Linked DNA regions of Homo sapiens: region 2 is linked to region 1. The links are chromatin contacts, found by POLR2A ChIA-PET in ENCODE. All regions are on one chromosome and are shown on one strand. Each heading gives the region's core, a stretch centred on a gene start or an enhancer-like site at or near the end of the contact. The rest is flanking DNA. Distances are from core to core; before and after follow the strand shown.

Region 1 (2,700 bases), core at 170-2,669:
GCTGGTCTCGAACTCCTGACCTCAGGTGATCCTCCCACCTTGGCCTCCCAAAGTGCTGGGATTACAGGCATGAGCCACTGTGCCCGGTCTAGTCTCTTCCTTTTCATATAAGAACACTAAATCCATCCTAGAGGCTCTACCCTCACAACCTAATTACCTCCCAGTGACCCCACCTCCAATACCATCCCACAGGTGGGTTAGAGTTCAACATATGAATTTGGAGTGTGAGAGAAACACAAGCATTCAGTCCATAGCAGAGCCCAATTGTGTCTTTAATAGAATTCATACTAAGCTGCATTTCCAAATACATTTTCCTGTGCTTTTAACTCCATTAAAATAAAGATTCATGAACACAAAACAGTAAAATCAGTAAACCAAACTCCACTCCTGCTGGCTAAATAATATTCCTCCGTAAGAATTGGTGGTTGTTGGGACAATTTCTTGGATTTATTGCCTTTCCCGCTTGCTTCTGGCCAGCAGGATCCCCACAAGGCTTGCGGCAGCCAGCAGGCCTGCTGCCACACCTACTGTCGTGACTGCACCAGTGACCTGCAGCAGAAGAGAAGGGAGAGCACACTCAGCATCAGGGCGGGACCACGATACATACACCAGGAAACTACAGCTCAGGAAAGACTCATCTGGCCCAGTCCTCTTCATTTGAATCACAGAGGGAACAAATATTGGCTGGGAGAGGGGATGCCAAGAGGTCAGGCCACCCAGGAAAGAGGAGTGGAGATGTCTGGTGGGCACAGAATGAATGGAAGAATGAAGCCATAGGCGTGATATACACAGAGTCAAAGGAGGAAAACCAGATGCACCTGTGGGTATTAAAAGCATAATAGGTCGGGCTCAGTGGTTCACACCTGCAATCCTCACACCTTGGGAGGCTGAGATGGGCCGATTGCTTGAGCCCAGGAGTTCAAGACCAGCCTAGGCAACATGGTGAGACCCCCATCTCTACAAAAAAATACAAAAAAAAAAAAACAGCTGAGTCCAGGTGGTGCACACCTGTAGTCCCAGCTACTCAGGAGGCTGAGGCAGGAAGATGACTTGAGCCCAGGAGGCGGAGGTTGCAGTGAGCCAAGATTGCACCACTGCATTCCAGCTTGGGTGACAAAGTGAGTCCCTGTCTTAAAAAATAACAATAATAATTAAAGCAAAAAGCATAGTAAACCCCCAGCAAGGACAGAGGGGCAGTGCCCCAATGTTCTAGGTCAGGGCTGGCTGACTGGGGCCCTTGAGGCAGATATGAAGTTGGGAAATCACCCCTGGGAACTCTCACTACACAGGCTTGAGGGCAGGGAGCTCGCCTGGATTGGTCTCAATGTCCCAGGTGCTGATCCCACTGCCAGGCACAGAGTCGGCACTCATAATTCATCTGCTGAACAAATGCTGGCCCATGAGGAGCATTGAGGGTGTGCTTTAATGAGTAAGATTGTCTCACTTATGTGCTGGCAGGAAATGGTTCTGCAAAAGGAAGAAGAAACTGAAAAAACCACAGAGATGTGAGGCCGACCCCCGAGGGTTGGTGTGCTCGGCACAGCTTTTGGGAGCTAGCCGAGACAGTCTGCTGCGATCCTGTGGGTCTGCCCTGCCTGGGCCACTGTCTCTGAGAGACTAGCACTGGAGCGACTGGGGGAAACAACACGGGGTGGGGGGTGGGGGTGAAAACTGTGAGAATGGCTGCTTTCTAGATATCAGCACTGTGCTGGGAACTCTCCAGGCCCAGTATTTTTTTTAATCTGCCTGACAACTCTAGGAGGTAGTGATTCTAATTCCTACTTTCCAGAGGAGAAGACTGAGGATGGACAGTGTAAAGAACTCACGCAAAGGCCGGGGGGGCGGTGGCTCACACCTGTAATCCCAGCATTTTGGGAGGCTGAGGTGGGCAGATCATTTGAGGTCAGGAGTTCGAGACCAGCCTGGCCAACATGGTGAGACCCCCGTCTCCACTAAAAAAAATTAGCCAGGCATGGTGGCGGGTGCCTATAATCCCAGCTACCTGGGAGGCTGAGGCAGGAGAATTGCTTGAACCCAGGAGGCAGAGGTTGCAGTGAGCCAAGATCACGCCACTGCACTCCAGCCTTGGTGACAGAGTGAGACTATGTCTCAAAAAAAAAAGAAAAAAAAAAAAAGAACTCACGCAAAGCCACACAGCTGACAAGTGACAAGGCTCAGATCTGCCTGACTTCCCAACAGGGGCACTTAAGCCCTTCACAGACAGGGAAGCAAGTATTTAAACCAGCGACCAAATAGCAGATTTCTGTGGAGTATCAATGAATTTGAAGCATGTGAGTGACTGGGGAAAAGAAAGGGGGAAAAAAAACCATTTTATTCAAATACACTCAGAATTGTTTCCAAGTGTCAAAGACAAACAAAGCCAGACATAACTTAAGACAGCAAAAACAGATTTGATTCAGTCTCTACTGACAGCAGGGAAAGAGCTGAGCTCCATTCCAATTTGTGCAGAGGTGACTGACATTGTAAAGGGAGATGGAGGAGTAGGGAGACGGGTGAGCGAGGGCTCATAGAGTCAGGGAGGTGAAATATTACAAAGGATTAGTCCCTGAATATGCGATGAGGCCAGCTGTGTCTGCTAGCTGGCAATTATCAAAGTTAGGATTCTAACCTCCCACGGATATTGGGGACAGAGGCTCTATCCTTCCTGATGATTATATTTCAAAGGACTGGCTCTCAGGT
Region 2 (2,888 bases), core at 74-2,573, about 12 Mb after region 1:
GTTTAAAAAATTTAAAATGCAACTACTATATGCCAGGTCCTGTGTGGGCACTTTACATATGTTGATTTACTTTAATCCCTACAGCAATCCTATTACTATTTTAAAGCTGAGAGAGGGGAAGTGACTTGCCTTGGGATACATAGCTCAAAGGTGGTAGAGCCAAGATTCCAAAGTGCCTGATTCCTATTGTGTCTGACTCTAAAACACTATGTTCTTTCTGCTATGTTCATCCAGGTGGTGGAAAAATTCAGTCTAGGAGTAAAAAAAGGAAGATCAACATCCTGCAGAATGACTCATGCTATTCATTATAGAAGCAATTGCTGGAGATGCTATCATTGTGGATCACGGAAGTCTTCATGGAAGAGGTGGCATTTGAGCTGGGCCTTCACTGCAAAAAAAAAAAAAAAAAATTTCCTGATTCTCTGTCAGGCACTGGGGATCCAGAGATGAATCAGACAAAGTCCTTTTGCTTGAAGAATTCACAGTATTTTGTGTGTGTGTGGGAAGGAGGGTGGCTGCTTACATGTGTTAAAAGACAATGTGGCCAGGCCTGGTGGCTCATGCCTGTAATCCCAACACTTTGGGAGCCCGAGACTGGAGGATCGCTTGAGCCTGGGAGTTTGAGACTAGTCTGGGAAATATGGCCAGAACCCCATCTTTACAAAAAAATTTTAAAATTAGCTGGGCCTGGTGGCATGTGCCTGTATTCCCAGCTACTTAGGAGGGTGAGGTGGGAGGATCACTTGAGCCCAGGAGGTCGAGGCTGCAATGAGCCGTGATTTTGCCACTGCACTCCAGCCCGGGCGAAAGAATGAGGCACTGTTAAAAAAAATTAATAGAATAATCCAGACCCACGGTAGGGTCAAAATTCCTAACTCAAGGTCCCAGAGAGGCTCAGAGAAGCCTTTTGGAAGAAGGGACTCCTGCCCCAGCTAAGACTGATGGATAAGTAGCAAAGGCTTTCTGGGGACACAGCACAAACAGCCCACCTGAAGCGGTGAATCGGCGTCCTGGGTGCCTGGCACACCTTGTAGCTCAGCTTACTAGCTAGTGGAGTGCGAAGGGGCGTGTACTTGTCGGTTGGAGCTGGTCATGAAAGAGCTCGTGGGACTGCCCGACGGTTCTCAGGTCCCAGTGCATCCTGCGTGGTGGCTCTCTGCTGAACCATAAAGCATTCCTTTTCAATCCCTGCACGCTCACGCCGGGAAAAGACTGCACAAGGGGCCTGCCAAGGCAGACAAGCGATCGCCACCCAGCTGGCTTCCGAGGGTCCCCGCCCTCCACCGGAGGCCTGTTACCACGGCAACCAGTGAGGGCGGAAGTGGCTCAGAAGACCGGTTCTCCCTAATCAGGTGACTCTCCCGCCTCCTGCACGTGACACCGGAGCCCAGAAGCGCGCTCTACCTAATCAAGACCCCACCCCTCTTTCCCTTTACTGACAATTGACAGCGACCTCTTGCAATGGCCCTTCCGCCTCCACCAGGAGACTCTGCCCGTTGGTAGTAAAAGAACCAATTAGACTGGGAAAAAAAGAAGCAACGCCCCAGGTTTCACCCCGGCTTGACAGACGCAATTGAGGCCATCCTTGAGTCCCTCCGCCCCCAAGTCCAGTAATGCCAGCGATGGACAGACCTTCTACCCAATAGCACGCCCCTTTTCTGCCGTTGGGTCCCGCCCCCTTGAGGGCTAAGCCAATGAGCGCTCCGGGTCTCAGCGGGGTGGAGGGGTTGCACTGCGGTAATATGGCTCTTCCTTAGCCAGCGGCGGCAACGGCGGCAGCGGCGGCAGCGGCGGCGGCTACTGTCTGGGCTGAGCAGTAGTGCCTCTCGGGTGGCGGGTTTCTAGGCTGCAGGGGCTTGGTAGGTGGTGGCAAGGGGGCGGCGGCGGATGCCGGAAGAGTGCCCGCCCCGCCGCTTGGCGGCCCCTGGATCGAGATGAGCGCCTCCGCGTCGGTCGGGGGCCCCGTCCCCCAGCCACCCCCGGGCCCGGCCGCTGCTCTGCCTCCCGGTTCTGCCGCGCGGGCCCTGCATGTGGAGCTGCCGTCTCAGCAGGTAAGCCCGCGCGGCTCGCAGCACTCGGGAGGGACCCGGGCAGGCCCGCGTGGAGAGCTTGCTGGCTCCGGGCTGACCCCGCGAGCCGGGACACCCAGAGCAGGGACCCGGAGGGCTCGCGGGACTGAGGAAGACTGTCAGGAGGTTTGTGCGGGGAGGGGTCCAGTGATGGCCGAACCTCCGGGAGATCCCGGAGTCCTAGGAGAATCCCGTTACAGGAGATGGGCTTGTTAAGGGACAAGCAGCCAGCCAGCTCAAGTCCCTGGGGCCCCGGCCCGAGGCCGCCTCCCCCAACGCAGGGAGCCGGGGATTGCCCCGCGCAGACCCTCTCCCTCGTTCCGCCCAGGAAGGGACCCGGGGAACCCCCTGTGTCCCACGGGCCATAGTGAAAGCACTTTTCCTTTCTTTCCCCACCTGGCCATCCCCGCTTACGGAGAAACCAGTTTGTACTCTTCGTGCAAGAGCCCTGGAGGAGACTTTAGGGTGTCTACCATTTGCTTTAATCTCCCCTGATTATTAAGTATTCGGCCTCTTTAGAGAAATGTATTCAAGACTTGGGGGTTTCCTTCCTAATTCTCCGAGTCCCAAGGAACGCATCTTAATAATTAGGAGGACTTTTTCCTTCTTCATTCCCTTCAGTGAGTCTCTGTGGAAGGAGGATTTGATGTATATATTCATGTGTTCCTCCATCCTTTAGGAAGGGCTTTGAGGACTTCTTGGCTCTGCGTTGTAGGAAGATAAGAAGGGGGAAACACTGACTTTGGAGATGTGACAAAACTCTTTGTTTCACTCACATATCTGTAGAGTACTTCCCTCCTTATATCGGTTGCCTTCCTT

Evidence for each region. ChIA-PET counts read pairs that join two places held with the same protein, here RNA polymerase II (POLR2A).
Region 2: POLR2A ChIA-PET joins it to region 1 with 8 read pairs in OCI-LY7. The contact joins the promoter of UVRAG-DT here to the enhancer-like site in region 1. POLR2A ChIA-PET finds 5 or more read pairs at or near these places in 2 of 52 experiments (OCI-LY7 and activated CD8-positive, alpha-beta memory T cell).

What each region holds. Positions count from the first base shown.
Region 1 is chr11:63,552,517-63,555,216 of GRCh38, forward strand. PLAAT2 (phospholipase A and acyltransferase 2) reads right to left here. Exons shown (of 4, transcript NM_017878.2): 4 at 254-549. The coding sequence ends at 448. Among named protein-coding and RNA genes, the nearest start is that of PLAAT2, 9.5 kb to the right of the region's middle. RefSeq lists an enhancer at 1,459-1,578. Within about 2 kb of position 1,420, at least 8 of the 41 ENCODE cell types and tissues checked have a DNase peak (open chromatin) inside an H3K27ac peak, as active enhancers do; they include OCI-LY7, where a contact is called at or near this core.
Region 2 is chr11:75,813,474-75,816,361 of GRCh38, forward strand. UVRAG-DT (UVRAG divergent transcript) reads right to left here and starts at 1,324. Exons shown (of 2, transcript NR_144531.1): 1 at 990-1,324; 2 at 41-388. UVRAG (UV radiation resistance associated) reads left to right here and starts at 1,737. Exons shown (of 15, transcript NM_003369.4): 1 at 1,737-2,051. The coding sequence starts at 1,935. RefSeq lists enhancers at 1-1,047, 971-1,400, 1,271-1,565 and a silencer at 1,861-2,060.